2 separate regions of the Homo sapiens genome follow, and region 2 is linked to region 1. A link is a loop called in an ENCODE intact Hi-C map of the cell type or tissue named here. Cell type or tissue: heart left ventricle. All regions are shown on one strand. Each heading gives the region's core, and the rest is flanking DNA. Links, peaks and the distances in the headings are about the cores only.

Region 1 (7,823 bases), core at 3,527-6,026:
GAATTGACAAGTGAGATGGAAATGTTAATTTATAAAGGGAAAGAAAAGCTAGGTGAGGTTGAGTTATAATTAAACTGTTCAGGAAACATCGTAAAGGCTTTAGGCTCCCTTTTTCATTTCTATACCAATTAATCTCATGGGTTCTAGAGTGGTTAGTTCTACGGGAATTGTTTTTGTTTTTGTTTTTAAAGATGCTGAAAACTACTCTCAATCAAATTAGTACCATCATTTAAGCTTTGAATACTTGGCAGTAATTGCCTGGGCTCGTCAATAAATGTTAGCAAATTCTTGATGTTCCTCACTTTTGTGGTTTCTTTTGCCATTGTGGCTTCATAAACAGTGCTATTTATATTCAGTTATACTTTATAGAGTTATATCTTCAGGCAGTGCAGGAAGGAAGGAGAATGAGTAGGGACTTTTTTTTTTTTTTATTGGTGATAAGCTTTCTAATGGAGTAATTGTTTAAATCTAGACAGCACATAAAAGAAAATTGTCTCCCTTGGGACATTCTTACACTGTAATCTGTAGTGAAAGGTACTTCTCCCACAGACTTGCCTACAGCTGTGTGGCTTCTGTAATTATGTGTGTATTATGATTGCCTCCTTCGGGATAAGCCTTTTCTGTAAGTTTGGCCTTTATGATATCTCTTAAGCTCTGAATTCCGCTTGAGTTTTTTTTTTTTTTTTTTTTTAAGATACCCAGGCTTTTGTTATGTAACTTTTAAGGAAGGAGCAGACAATTCTCATTTTTGGTTGTCAGAGACTTTGTCAGACTAGGAGAGACCACAAATGATTAGGAATTAATAGAATCTGAGTTGCTTAAGTCCTATTTTAGTATTCTGGTCTTTGAGCTTCCTTTCCACCAAGAAGATTTTGCAAGGGGAGTTCTCCAGGAAAACAGGGAGCCTTAGGGCTATGGATACAAGGATTTAAATCCTTTCAGCTAATGTACAGTACATGGGGTAGGGTGGGGGAGAAGACACACATGCCTTCTGAATCAATCTGAGAAGAGGAAATATATGCCCTCTAACTTCAGATTCCAAAAACTTCAATGTCCTATTGGGCGGTCCTTTCTGACTTAGTACATTTCCCCCTGCTTTTTAGTAGGGTGTTGATGGCTAGAAATAACAAGACAGCAGATTGTATTTTGACTTATTTGGCTGTAAATACTTGGATTTTCAAATGAAAAGGTAGAATTTATGAGGAAGATAACATTTAGTACACTTACACGGAGCTGAAGAACAAAACATTTTATGATACATTTTCCCCAAAATGGAAACTGGGCAAGAGGAAATTTATTAAAAGGGTGCTTTGCTTGTTTTACTCCATTCCATCAGCAGGTCGTAGGGGTCTGAAGAGGAAGCCTGTTCATGAGCTAAAACCAAAAGTGTGTTCAGGTGCAGAGGAGCTAGATTGTGCTAGAGGAACCCAAAGCAGAGGGAGTAGGGACTAGAGTCCTACAGGGGTGTGTGCACAGGTAGTTCTTGATAAGCTGTCAGCAGAAGGGAGGCTGCTGTGAATCGGCAGGGCCACGGGAAGCCACCCAGGTCCAGTGTTTCTTGTGCTTTTTACTCTTTGGATCACTTCAAGCAAAATCTTATGTCATAAAAACAAAAAATTCCGCTGGGGATAGGGTGCTAGATAGCATTTTTTAGGTAGTGGGTACCTCTGAAATTTGGAGGTAACATAGCCTGATTGGTGTTTAGGAGGATGATCTGGCAACAGAAATGGGAGAGTGGAGGGCAGGCAGAATTGAAAAGACAAAGATTAGGTAAGAAGCTAGCACAGTGGACCAAGCCCCCATTATCACCTCTTATCCTCATGGAATTTAGAAGACCATTTCCAATTCCGTAGCCACAGAGTGATGGTTACATAATCAGATGAGATAATGCTATAGGGATATATTTTGTAAATATGTGGTGGTGGTATCATTGTAGTTCCTTCTTAGAAAGTATTTTCTGTGCTCCCACTTACTCCAGGCTTGAGTAAGAACAGCAGACCAGAAGGTGGACAATCTGGGTTCTAGTTTGGACTCTACCACTATGTAATCTTGGGAAAATCACTTAGTCTTCTTGGTTTTCCTCATCAGAAAAATACCCAATTCACTTTAAAATTATTACATATATAGCTTCTCAGTTTTTTTTTTTTTTTTTTTTTTTGATGTGGAGTCTTGCTCTGTCACCCAGGCTGGAGTGTAGTGGTGTGATCTCAGCTCACTGCAACCTCCGCCTCCCAGGTTCAAGCGATTCTCCTACCTTAGCCTCCTGAGTAGCTGGAATTATAGGCGCCCGCCACCACACCTGGCTAATTTTTGTATTTTTAGTAGAGACGGGGGTTTCACCACGTTGGTCGGGCTGGTCTTGAACTCCTGACCTCGTGATCCTCCCGACTTGGCCTCCCAAAGGGCTGGGATTACAGGCGTGAGCCACTGTGCCTGGCCGCTTCTCAGTTTCTAACAGTATTTATCTGGGGGTAAGGACAAGGATAATAGGTGGATACAAGCAAAATAATTATGTTATATGATCCAAGTGAATAGTAGTCAGCTGTGTAAATCCCACCAGTATCCTTTTATCTATGTGTTAGTAACTTTAAGGGAGGAAAAGTAAGACAGGCTATTATTAAAGAAAGAGCCCACTCTTCCATGATATTTAAATATTTATTTAAGTTTAAAAATAATCTTCATGGCACCAATGATTTTATGCTAACTACATACTGCATATGTAGAAAAAAGTACATTGCTTTGAAGGAAAATGTAACTTAAGAGTTTTTGGCACACAGAAGGTTAACAACTATATATTTTTAAATGTATCTAAGAAATTCACATTTGCAGGTAGTTTACCCTCTACTGCTTAAAGATGCAGTATGCTATTCTTTAGTAAGAGTTTTATTTCCTGATAGATGAAGCTATGAAAACCATTGCTTTTTCTACAATGAGATAAACTAATTTTGAGAGAAAATGAGAGACATGTTAGAACACAGTATAACCAGGTTAAAAACTTGAACAATTTTTAAAGGTGGAGATATACCAAAAAAGACTAGTCACCAATCAAAGGAGGTTTATTATTCAAGCACTATTTGAAAAGCAAACTGAAGGAAACTTTTCTATCCATATTTTCTGGGATGAGCCCTGGAAAAAAACAACCCTAAAGTTTCTGTTTACAGAGCAAAATTTAGCTGTTAGAAATGGCATAGACTACTGTACTGTTAGAACTCTAGACACAAGGAACATACTAGGATATGGAATACTGCATCTGTCTCTAATGTGAATATGAAAGGTCAGAGTTGAGGCTATCACTCACTGCATAGAAACACCAGATTCTACAAACTGAGGTAGGAGCACTACACTAAAAGGTAATCTTCTATGTTGCATAAGACAGTAGATACCAGGTGGACACCAGCCCCCTGTCTCCTGACAGCCTTTTCATCTCTGGGTCTACTTTTCACGTTAGTCCTGTGCTAAATAAAGCCTTTGCTATGTAGATGACAAGTGGCAGTGGCTAGTTGATTTTAACTGACCCCTAATCTCTACTAGGATCTCCTTCGGTTTGTATTGTCACTCGATAAATAGATGTTTATAATTCTGCCTAAATTGTTGCTGGTATGAAAATGGTCAGAGAAGCCCTCTTCCCTTCTTAGATTCCAGCTGTGTTTTAGCATTCCAGTATTTGATCTTGCCCATTTGGCATCAGACATCTCTTTGCTGGTTAGTTGTTCAAGCACCCTTTAAACAAGCAACCCTAGTGCCTCCACTGGGAAGAGGTCCCAGATCTTTGATACATGTCAGGCATGGAAACAGAGCTGACTGACCCTCTTCTGCTAACATACTGGTAAGGATCAGTTTTATTGTCTAGAGCAGGATTGGCGTATTATGGCCTGTAGGCTAAATTCAGCTCACTGTTTTCATAAAGTTTTATTGGAACACAGCCATGTTCCTTCATTTACAAATTATCTGTGGCTGTTTTTGTGCTGTGATGGCAGAATTGAGCAGTTGTGACACAGTATGGCGTGCTAAACCAAAATATTTACTGTGTAGCACTTGACATAAGTTGATTGACCTCTGGTCCAGATGAAAGGATGTCTTTAAAATTATGCAAATCTCTCCCTAAGAACCCCAATTATTCCACAGTTGTCATATTGTAAACATGGACATGGTTCTACCATCTCGGGGGACAAAATAGGGGAGGTCAAGTCTACAAGTGACTTGTTCTGTTCTGCGTTTGGGGCTGTCCAATTAGGGTATCAGCAGCTGCTCTACTTTTGTGTGGGTCCAGGAATATGTCCATTGACCACCCTTAAATAAGCCCTCAAGCCCCAGATGACTTAGAAATCTCTCCCTGAGATGAAAACAGGATCTTGTGTGTGATTGGTTTTAGAGTTGAAGAGCTTGGGCCTAGGATCCCACACTCGCCCTTCATATGCCTGTGCTGCGTGCTTCGAGGACTTCCCTCTGCAAGGATGGTGATGCTTTCCTAGAACTTATGCAGAGGATGACCCTAGGGGGCAGCATTTCTACATCTAAGTGTTGGTCTCTGCCACGGTCACATTCTGTGTTTTGTAGGCATCTCTTAGAAATCTATTTTAAAAGATTCTTTTCCTGGTCCCTTCTAAGGCTGTTGATCTTGGAATTCTATTTTCTGAAGCTTTTCATTCTCAGGATCAGTTTCTTTCTTGCATCGTTTAGTTCATCAGGCTCTATTTTCTTAATCCATAAAGTAAAAACAAAATATGAATTGTTAAGAAAATAACATTTCGTTGTTAAAATATAAATTGAAATAGTCTTTGGGTCAAGGGGGTGTATATAAAATAAGCACTGCTATCCAAATCTCAACAGTCTCTCAGGTAACTTAACTCTGCTTTCTCTTAACTACACTTTGTCCAACATTTCTGACAGAACTATCTATCTCTGGTACCACTGAATTCGTTTAACGCCCCTGGAGCACTATAAAAGTCTTGAGGTTCTTCGGAAAAAAAAAATCACGTTAAGTCTAGTTTCATTATACAAAACTATGGTGATGCCCACTAGGCTCTAGACTAAGGGGACAGACTTACCCCACCCCTGATGCTGCTGTTGCTGTAGCGGTGGTCCCTTCAGATGCCCACTCTGCTCAGATTTGAAAAAACAAAAGGAAAAGAAAATCCAACTCAGACCATCATAAGAAGCAACTTTCCATTTAATCATTCTACATGGATGTTTACTTTTTTAAAAGTTCTGGCTGGCAAAAAAAACAAACAAAAAACTAAACAGTCCCCATTGTCCAGATCCCTGGCCTGCCCTGCTGAGGCTGCAGTGATGAGTCTACTGGAACCCAGTGGCACCAGCAGGAAAAGCTCCTGCAGAATACAGAGGACAGCAGCTCTCTAGTTTTCAACTAGTGTCCCCTCTGCTAGGTGATACTACTGCAATAATCAGTAATAGTAAAATAAATTATTTTTATTTGATACTTCAAAATAATATACATCTATGAAAAATCAAAATTCAAAACCAAAAATTATCCTGCAAATTGGAAAGATGAGAAACAGAGTCGCTGAGCCTTTCTTGAAATAACTTCTGAAGAAAATGAGTTTTCCCAGTTTGTTTAGACAGGGCATGAGCCTATCCCTTTCTTCTTCTGGGAAACACCCTCCTAGGCTGCAGTGGACTTTGAGTCATGAGAGGAGGACTTGGTATATGTGCCGATGGTTCCGCGATGGGTCCCATTGCTGGGAATGGGTAGCCGGGTTCCTTGGTCCACCTGGCTAGTTTTTGGGAGGAGTCATGCCTTCTCAGGTGTCAATGAGCAGGCTCACCACTGAGCGGATTTTGCAGGCAAACCATCGCCTGAGGGGACAAAAGTATTGATAGTGGAATTGTTCAAACTCGGGGGTCTGGCGGATATCACGGAAAAAGGCAATGTCAAGGTCAGACTCGGTAAGGATGATCAGGAGGAGGAGCAAAACAAAGAGGAGTCCCATGGTCACAAGGAGCAAACGGAGGACACTTAGAACAAACTTATTCACCTGTTCCTCCTCGGGCCCGCTGTGCCCCTGACACAGGGCCCTCAGCTCTCCCCCAAGGGCCTCCACCTCTGTAGCAGTTGGGGTGCTGGCTTCAGATTCCTTCTCCTCCTCAATGCTGCAGGTGGCTCCATTGATCTGCCGGGAAAGCAACATCAGCTCCAGGCTGTGCTCAGCCACAGGGGTGGGCAGCACGCTGTCTGCAGGGCTGTAGGCCTCGTCTGCAATCACAGCTACTCGCTCATTGCTATCTGTCCGGCTGCTTCTCACGTGAGGCAGGAAGGTGTCCCCATGGGAAGTGGAACGCACTGGTGTGGAATGGGCACTGTCCCGTAAGGACTCTAGGCCTAGAAAGGCAAAAGGAACATGAGTAGGCTGTGTCCCAATGCACCCTTTGCTTTCCAGTAGCACCCATTGTGTTTTATTGGGTACCATTCTGCACACCCACATGACCAGCAGCAGTAGCCACTGCACTCTATTTTGATATATCGAGAAGACGACAGGCCGGGTATGGTGGCTTACACCTGTCATCTCAGCACTTTGGGAGGCCGAGATGGGTGGATCGCTTGAGGTCAGGAGTTCCAGACCAGCCTGGCCAACGTGGTGAAACCCCATCTCAACTAAAAATACAAAAATCAGCCGGGCCTGGTGGCACATGCCTGTAATCCCAGTTACTTGGTGGGCTGAGGCAGGAGAATCGCTTGAACCCGGGAGGCGGAGGTTGCAGTGAGCTGAGATCGCACTATTACACTCCATCCTCGGCAACAGAGTGAGTAAGATTCCATCTTAAAAAAAAGAAAAAGGCTGGGCGTGGTGCCTCATGCCTGTAATCCCAGCACTTTGGGAGGCCAAGGCGGGCGGATCATGAGGTAAGGAGTTCGAGACCAGCCTGGCCAACATGGTGAAACCCCGTCTGTACTAAAAATACAAAAATCAGCCACGTGTGGTGGCGGGCATCTGTAATCCCAGCTACTCAGGAGGGGAGGCAGGAGAACTGCTTGAACTTGGGAGGCAGAGGTTATAGTTAGCAGAGATCGTGCCACTGCACTCCAGCCTGGGTGACAGAGCAAGACTCTGCCTCGGGGCGAGGAGGAAGCCAGGTGTGGTAGTGCATGCCTGTTGTCCCAGCTACTTTGTAGGGGGGCAGATTGCTTGAGCCTGGGAGGTCAAAGCTGCAGTAAACCAAGATCACACCACTGCATTCCAACCTGAGCAACAGAGAAAGACTGTCTCAAAAAAAAAAAAAAAATATATATATATATATATATATATATATATGTATGTATGAAACAAGAGAAGGCACAGAAATCACAGTGGCCATTTTAGAAGAGTTTTTCTTTGCTTTTTGCTTACGGTTTTGGCCTAGTTTGTGTGTGTTTTGAGATGGAGTCTTACTCTGTCGCCCAGGTTGGAATGCAGTGGTGCAATCTCAGCTCACTACAACTTCTGCCTCCCGGGTTCCAGCGATTCTTGTGTCTCAGCCTTCTGAGTAGCTGGGAATACAGGTGTCTGCCACCACACCCAGCTAATTTTTTTATTTTGAGTAGAGACGGGGTTTTGCCATTTTGGCCAGGCTGGTCTAGAACTCCTGGCCTCCCAAAGTGCTGGGATTATAGGTGTGAGCCACCGCACCCAGCCCCTAATTTGTTAAAGATTCTGCCTTTCTTGCCTTTGGTGTCCTGGGCCTAGTTTTTTTTTTTTTTTTTTTTTTTCTTTCAGTCTTTCATATGATTTTATTTTCTTCCTTCAACCATAATAATATGATATCCAAATTTTGTCTTAACTGCTGGGTCTGTAAACACAGGCTTATCCATCACACTTATAGGCAAG
Region 2 (7,823 bases), core at 3,533-6,032, 190 kb after region 1:
TATAGGCCATAAATGTGTAACTACTCATCCCAGTTTGTTATGCCAGTCCAATTTACCTGCTGCTGTCAGGGAAGTCCATAAAGTTTGACATTTGACATTTGAATCAGAATGTTAACTTTTCAAAAACTATTATTACTCGTTGCATTAAAATAAGCTGGGGTGGGTGGTTATGAATGTTGCAGGATCTTTGCTTTAAATTTCCAGCCTTTGTCATGGTCTTTTCTAATGGCGAGATGCATTAACATTTCCCATATGGTGTTAAATCTGAAATACGGCCAGCAATCACTTTCCCCCACCATTTTCTGATACCGGACGTAATACTTCTCTTTCAAAGATGGCATGCACATGCTTGCTGAACAAATGAAGTGTACAGGTACATGAGTGGCTAGGGACAGTTCATTCTTCCTGACCATGTCTTTTGTGAGATGCACAAAGCTGCTAGGCTTCCAGATAGTGAGGTCAGTGGGAAATGTGAGAAATTGTAGGTTAGATACAAGTGCAGGAAATACAATCTGAACAGCCTTGCTGCAACATATTTAGATAGTAGTCTGTATACTCTTTCACAGTGATTTTGTCATTTATTTTCCTGATGTAAATAAAGACTTTATTTTCTTGTGTGGTGATGCCTTTTTACTTTGCAATAAACATTTTTGGCAGCAATAAACTTTAAAAAGTTCATGTTTATAAAAATTTAAGTCCCAAATTTCCTTCTCAAGTAAGTTGATTATGAATATGTATACCACACAAAATACTGTATCCACCATGGGGACCACAGAGATGTTACTTCCAATATTAAAACTAGAAGACACGGTCTTTCTGAAGAAGTATCAGTATTACTTCAAAAGTTAGTAGCTACAGGCTGGGCGCTGTGGCTCATGCCTGTAATCCCAGCACTTTAGGAGACCAAGGCAGGCGGATCACTTGAGACCAAGAGTTCGAAACCAGCCTGGCCAACATGGTGAAACCCCGTCTCTACTAAAAATACAAAAATTAGCCAGGCATGGTGGTGGGTGCCTATAATCCCAGCTACTCGGGAAGCTGAGGCAGAGAACTGCTTGAACCTGGGAGGCAGAGGCTGCAGTGAGCTAAGATTGCACCACTGTACCCCAGCCTGGGCAACAGAGTGAGACTCTGTCTCAAAAAAAAAAAAAAAAAAGTATATGGGAGAATGTACATAGGTTACATGCAAATACTATACCATTTATATAAGGGATTTTGGTATCCTCAATGGGTCCTGGAACCAATCCCCCCCAGATACAGAGGGACTACTGTAATTTTTTTTGTATAAGGAGTATGATAAAGGTTGAGGTTATTGCACAAGGATATCCAATTTTTCCTTGGTACCTTTGTTAAAAAAAATCAATTGACTGTATATATGTGGGTCCATTTCTGGACTCTCTATTCTGTTTCACTGATGAATATATCTATCCTTAAGCCTAAACCATACAATTTTGATTACTGGTGCTTTAAACTTAAAATCAATGACAGTGAAATCTCCAGCCTTTTCTTTTTCAAAATTGTTTTGGCTATTCTACGTTCTTTCCATTTCCACATGATTTCAGTTTGTCAGCTTCTTTTTTAAAAAAGCCAGCTAGGAAGAGTTTGTATAGAACTAGTACAACGTATAAGTAAATCTATCTAGGAATACAGTTTTATTTTTGGTTTTGAGATTTTAAACCATTAATTAAATTTCTTTAAAAGACATAGGACTACTCCAGTTATCTTTTTCTTCCTGGGTGAGCTTTGGTTGTTTATGTCTCTCAAGAAATGTCATTTCAGTTGTCAAATTTATTAGCATAAATTTATTCATGTATTTATGTATTTTAATATAAAACAGTCTAAAGTCCACCAATGTATAAAACAATTTTTCAAATAAATATTTTGAAAATTAGGCTTTCTGCTCCTCCCGTTTGACAACAGCATCTTCTTGTGCAGGGCCAGCTGCACCCCTGGGACACCATGGTGAAGGTGAAGGCCAGGGTAAATGAATTTAGTTGTACTGGTCACCTGGTCACCAGGGCTGCTTTTAACTCTGGCAAAGTGGATATTGTTGCCATCAATGATCCCTTTGTTGACCTCAACTACATGGTCTACATGTTCTAGTATGATTCCACCCATAGCAAGTTCCACAGCATCATCAAGCCTGAGAATGGGAAACTTGTCATCAATGGAAATGCCATCATCATCTTCCAAGAGAGAGATCCCACCAAAATCAAATGGGGTGATGCTGGCACTAATTACATCATGGAGTCCACTGGTGTCTTCACTACCATGAAGAAGGCTGGGACTCATTTAGACGGGGGAACCAAAAAGGTCATCATCTCTGCCCCCTCTGTCGACGTCCCCATGTTTGTAATGGGTGTGAACCATGAGAAGTACAAAAACGGCCTCAAGATTGTCAGTAATGCCTCCTGTACCACCAATTGCTCAGTTCCCCTGGCCAAGGTCATCCATGACAATTCTGGCATCATGGAAGAATTCATGACCACAGTCCATGCCATCACGGACACCCAGAAGACTGTGGATGGCCCCTCTGGGAAACTATGGCACAATGGCTGTGGAATTTTCCAGAACATCATGCTTGCATCTACTGGCACTGACAAGGCTGTGGGTAAGGTCATCCCTGAGCTGAACAGGAAGGTCACTGGCATGATCTTCCATGTCTCCCACCACCACTGTGTCTGTCAGTCATGGATCTGATCTGCTATCTAGAGAAACCTGGCAAATATAATGACATCAAGAAGGTAGTGAAACAGGCTACGTGCAGTAAAACTCATGCCTGTAATTCTAGCACTTTGGGAAGACGAGGTGGGTGGATCAGCTGAGGTCAGGAGTTCAAGACCAGCCTGACCAACATTGAGAAACCCCGTCCCTACTAAAAATACAAAATTAGCTGGGCGTGGTGGCGCATGCCTGTAATCCAGGTACTCTGGAGGCTGAGGCAGGAGAATTGCTTGAACTCGGGATGCGGAGGGTGTGATGAGCCGAGATCTCGTCATTGCACTCCATCTTGGGCGACAAGAGTGAACTCTGTCTCAAAAAAACAAAACAAAACAAAACACATTGCCTCTACCTCCCCCTTTAGAGGAGCTTAGAAAAAATAAAAGTGAAAAAATCCTACTGAAATAATATCAGAAAGCACACTGTAGTCTTATATTACCTCCATTTCAAATCCAACTTTCAGAAAAGGAAGAAAACTATTTTGGGTAACCAAATAACAAGTCCCTTTTAAGTCCCAGAATTTAAAGATCACTGAAAAATGAAAATTATGTCTTGTACTCAAGATGCTCTGGAAATTATTTTTGAATTCCCACACCATTATCATTAATGGACACCAGCTGTGGGCTCACAGTATCATGGGTATATTACACAATAAAAACATAGACAGGATGTCACTGCACATATGCCATGCACACAGCTTGGTTCTAACTAGCATCACTGAGAATAGACATTTATTAAAGAAGATAGTGTAGCGGTTAAGAGCACAGGCTCTGGAGTCAGACCACCTGGGTTCCAATCTTGGCTCAGCCACCTATGCAATGTGTGACCTTGGGCAAATTATTTAAGTCCCATTTCTTCCTTTGAAATAACTCACAAAGTTGCTATGAGAATTAAACGAAATAATGAATATACAGTACTTAGTATAGTGTCTACCCCTTAGTAAGCACTCAATAAATATTAAGGATTATCACTATTGGTACTACTGAATAATTATAATGGTAAAGAGGTCCTGGTAGGACTAGGGTTTACAAAAATATATGGCACAGTTTCTCAGCTTTCAAGAACTTACAATTTAGAAATCAATTCAAAAAGCCCAAAAGGAAGGGGTAATGAAGGAAGGAAAAATAATGAAGAGTATCATTTTCCTATTAAGACCTGAAAGTTAATAAAACAAAATCACTTTAAGTCACCCAACCCAAACAGGTAAATATTTAATCGATTTAGTGTCATTTGAACACTCAACAGAGTTAATAACACTATGCATATGATGGAGGTTGAGTACGATCTAGTACACAGGTTGACTTAGACAGTTTAATATAAAAGTTTGGGACTGGGTTTATCCTTGAGAATATATTGATTTTGGTCATGATATTGATTTCATGACCCACCCATCCTTAAAGAGCCAGCTGAGAGACTGCTACCACCTACCAACCAGCTAACAGTAGTCAATAAGCATATAAACTGACCTACATTTTGTAAGAAATATTTTTAACTTTAAAGGTCAACTTATATGCAGTGCTTTAGAGTTTACAAAGTTCCTGCACTCATTACTTTTTATCTCCATAATTGGGAGATGAACATGACATCCTTCACAACAATTCTAGGGCCTTCATTCAAAACAGATGATACAGTTTGTCAGATAAGGTGACTTTATATCATTTTACTCAACCAGTTCCACTTTTTTTTTACTCTTAATGTTTTGAGATTAAAGAGTAAATATGCTATGCACTGATTGTTTTTCAAAAACAAAACTGACATTCAGAAAAATGAGGTTTTCAACTCCAGGTGCTCTGATTTGCTGTAAAGCTAAAGCATAAATTACCTTCTCAGTTTCACCTCCCACTGTCTACCCCATGTTTTCTGCTTTATCTTTTCAAGATTTTTCTCCACAGATGTAGGTGTCCAGGTTCTTGTTTTCAATTTAAATCAAAATAATTCAAGAAATACTCAATTCAATAAATCAATTCAAGAAATACCTACTAGCTCTACTAGCTCTGGGTGGCTGCTGGAGAGGTCCACAGATAGGTAAGTCTCTGCCTTCACAGAATTCACAATCTACTTTCAAAAGCTATAATACGAGGTCAAATAGTAAGGGCCACACAGTCGTTTACGATGTGATAGGGATTCAAAGATTGGAGAGCGCCCTCTGGTGGAAGGGGAAGAGATGATCAACAGAGACTTCAAGGCATTTAAATTTTACACAGAATTTCCATAGGAAGAACTGAAGGAAGACAGGCATTCTGGGGAAAAGGCATTACGCAGGAAACTAGTGGCAAGGGGGTGTTCACGGAAAAATGAGTTGTTCAGATCTATCAGAGTTGAGAGAACATGTTATGAAGGGCTTTGAATATTAGGCTGGGAGGTCCTATAGATAACTCGATATTAAATGAGTCATCAAAGTTTTTAGGCAGGAGAGTTAGGTGATAAGAACTTTACTTTGGGAAGATTCATCTGATAGAAAGTGTGTAAGAAGAGTCCAAGGGGAGACTTTGGAGTTGGAGGCCACTGAGAGGGTTACTACAATATTTTAGACGAAGTGAAACTGCTCTTTCAAGATTAAAAGTAAAGGGAAGGAGTCAGAGAGGTTGGTAGCTTAAAGGAAAAATAAAATTGGGCAAAGCTCCCCCTCAGTTCTTTTCCTTAAAGGGGCAACAAAGACCTGAGATTGTATGAAGGCAGAAAAGAAAGATTAGTAGAGAACAAAATATTATTGATGCTAGTGGGGAGAAAAAGATCAATCACTGAATTAAAGTCCAAGAAGAAGAGGGATGGAATGGACCAGGTGGAGGTATTCATTTTGAAAAGGAAAATTCCCGTAATTCAAAAGAAAGAGAGTATAAAAGGGAAAAGAGTGAAAATACATGGAAACTTATTGAGACAGAGGAAGTTGAAGAATTTATGGCAAATAATCTCAACTTTCTCAGAGAATAGGAGGCAAGCTCATTTGCATGGAGAACTGGGGAGAGACTAGGTATGTGCCATGAATTAGGTGTACTTAGAAAAGACATTGAGAGGGATATAATCATGAGCAAAAAAGTACTGGTTAAAATATTGCTTAGACACCAAAGTAAATGCAACCAAATAAAAAATAGTTAAAATGGTCATATTCAAAATGTAAAGACTTTTGTGCTTCAGAGGACACTGACTTAATCAGTGTTAGGCTGCTATAACAAAATACCATAGACTGAGTAGTTTATAAACAGTATAATTTATTGCTTACAGTTCTGGAAGCTAGAAGTCCAAGATCAAGGCACCAGCAGATTTGGTGTCTGGTGAGGGCCTGTTCCTCATGGATCATGCCGTGTTGCTGCATCCTCAGAGGGTGGAGGGCAGAGACAAGCCCCTTGAGCCTCTTTTATAGGCATACTAATCCCATTCATGATGGTGGAGCCCTCATGACCTAATCACGCCTAAAGGCCCCAACTCTTAATACTACAGCATTGGGGATTATTTCCAATATATAAATTTGAGGGAAATATCAACATTCAGACCATAGCAGACACTACCAAAAAAGTGAAAACACAACCCACAGAATGAGAGAAAATATTTGCAAATTTGATATCTGATAATCATCTGGCACCCAGAATATACAAAGAACTCTTAAAACTCAGCAATGAAAAACCAAATAATGCAATTTAAAAATAGGCAAAGATTGAAACAGATATTTCTTCAAGTAAATACAAATGGCCAATAAGCACATGTAAAGATGCTCAACATCATTTATCATTAAAGAAATGCAAATCAAAAACACAGTGAACTATTCCTTACCTACCAGGATGGTCATAGTAAAAAACACAAATGGACATAATAAAAAATAACAAGTGTTGCTAAGAGTGCAAAGAAACTGGAACTCTCACATATTGCTGGTGGTAATATAAAATGGTTCAGCCATTTTGGGAAACAGTTTGGCAGTTTCTCAAACAGTTAAATATAGAGTTACCATATAACCCAGCAATTAATTTCATTCCTATATACCCAAGAGAAATGAAAACATATAGCCACACAAACTTGCGCACAAATGTTCATAGCAGCATTATACATGATAGCCAAAAAGTGGAAGCAACTTAAATGTCTATCACTTGATGAATGAGTAAAGAAAATGTGGGATATCCATATAATTGAATATTATTTGCCATAAAAATGAAGTACTAACATTAATACATGCTGCAGTATGGATGAATCTTTAAAACATTATGCTAAATGAAAAAAGCCAGACACAAAAGGCCACTTAGTGCAGAATTCCGTTTATATGAAATGTCCACAATAGGCAATTTGATAGAGAAAGAAAGCAGATTAGTGGTTTCCAGGGGCTGAGGGAATGGGAAAATGGGAGAGTGCAGAGTGACTGCTAATGGGTACGAGATTCCTTTTTTGCAGTGATAAAAATGTTCTGAAATTACATACTGGTGATGTTTGTACAACTTTATGAATACTAAAACCCACTGATTTGTATACTTTAAACAGGCAAATTTTATGACATGTGAATCTTGTGTTGAAAAGATTGCTAGCAAGTTTAGATGACCTGTATTTTGTTCCAGATCTATTCAGAATGGAATCATGATTTTCTCAGGCTACAACACATCATAGAAGTCAGATGTGAGGGTTACTGTGAATAAGGTATTGGGAAGGCAGGAAGGCAGAGTCAAGGAATGAATAGCACATTGCTGAAATTGATATCTATAAAGCCCAGGCTCTTTCAAAATCCAATAATAAAAACACAAACAATCCAATTAGAAAATAGGCAAAAGACATACAAAGACATTTCACCAAAGAGGATATACTGATGGCAAATAAGTACATGAAAAGATGTTCAATAACATTAGCATTAAGGAAAGGCAACTTAAAACCATGAAATATCACTACACACCTATCAGGATGGCTAAAATAAAAAATAGTGACAACACCAAATGCTGGCAAGGATGCAAAGAAACTGAATTATTCACACATTGTCAGTGGGAATGTAAAATGGTACAGCCACTCTGGGAAACAGTTTGGCAGTTTCTTACAAATCTAAACATGAAACTACCACATAACCTAGCATTACATTCCTAGGCATTTATCCCAAAGAAATGAAAACCTATGCTCACACAAAAACCTTTACA

The links. Peaks named below come from ENCODE experiments on the same cell type or tissue, not always from the same donor. Only the 100,000 strongest peaks of a DNase experiment are listed, where the experiment ranks them.
Region 2: a loop joins it to region 1, with 2.8 times the contacts of the local background. A loop is called at or near these places in 19 of 110 quality-filtered maps.

What each region holds. Positions count from the first base shown.
Region 1 is chr15:43,868,123-43,875,945 of GRCh38, forward strand. It overlaps FRMD5 (FERM domain containing 5), which reads right to left. Exons shown (of 14, transcript NM_032892.5): 14 at 2,642-6,340. The coding sequence ends at 5,763. It overlaps WDR76 (WD repeat domain 76), which reads left to right. Exons shown (of 13, transcript NM_024908.4): 13 at 1-290. It also overlaps the pseudogene PIN4P1. Among named protein-coding and RNA genes, the nearest start is that of WDR76, 45 kb to the left of the region's middle. In heart left ventricle, for the core only: a CTCF peak has its summit at 4,498 (motif pointing right); no DNase peak of the experiment used is centred there; H3K4me3 peaks cover 75 bases; H3K27ac peaks cover 259 bases.
Region 2 is chr15:44,061,552-44,069,374 of GRCh38, forward strand. The region is part of intron 1 of FRMD5 (FERM domain containing 5); the gene reads right to left. It also overlaps the pseudogene GAPDHP55. Among named protein-coding and RNA genes, the nearest start is that of FRMD5, 130 kb to the right of the region's middle. RefSeq lists a silencer at 4,680-4,974. In heart left ventricle, for the core only: CTCF peaks have their summits at 4,859 (motif pointing left) and 5,064; no DNase peak of the experiment used is centred there.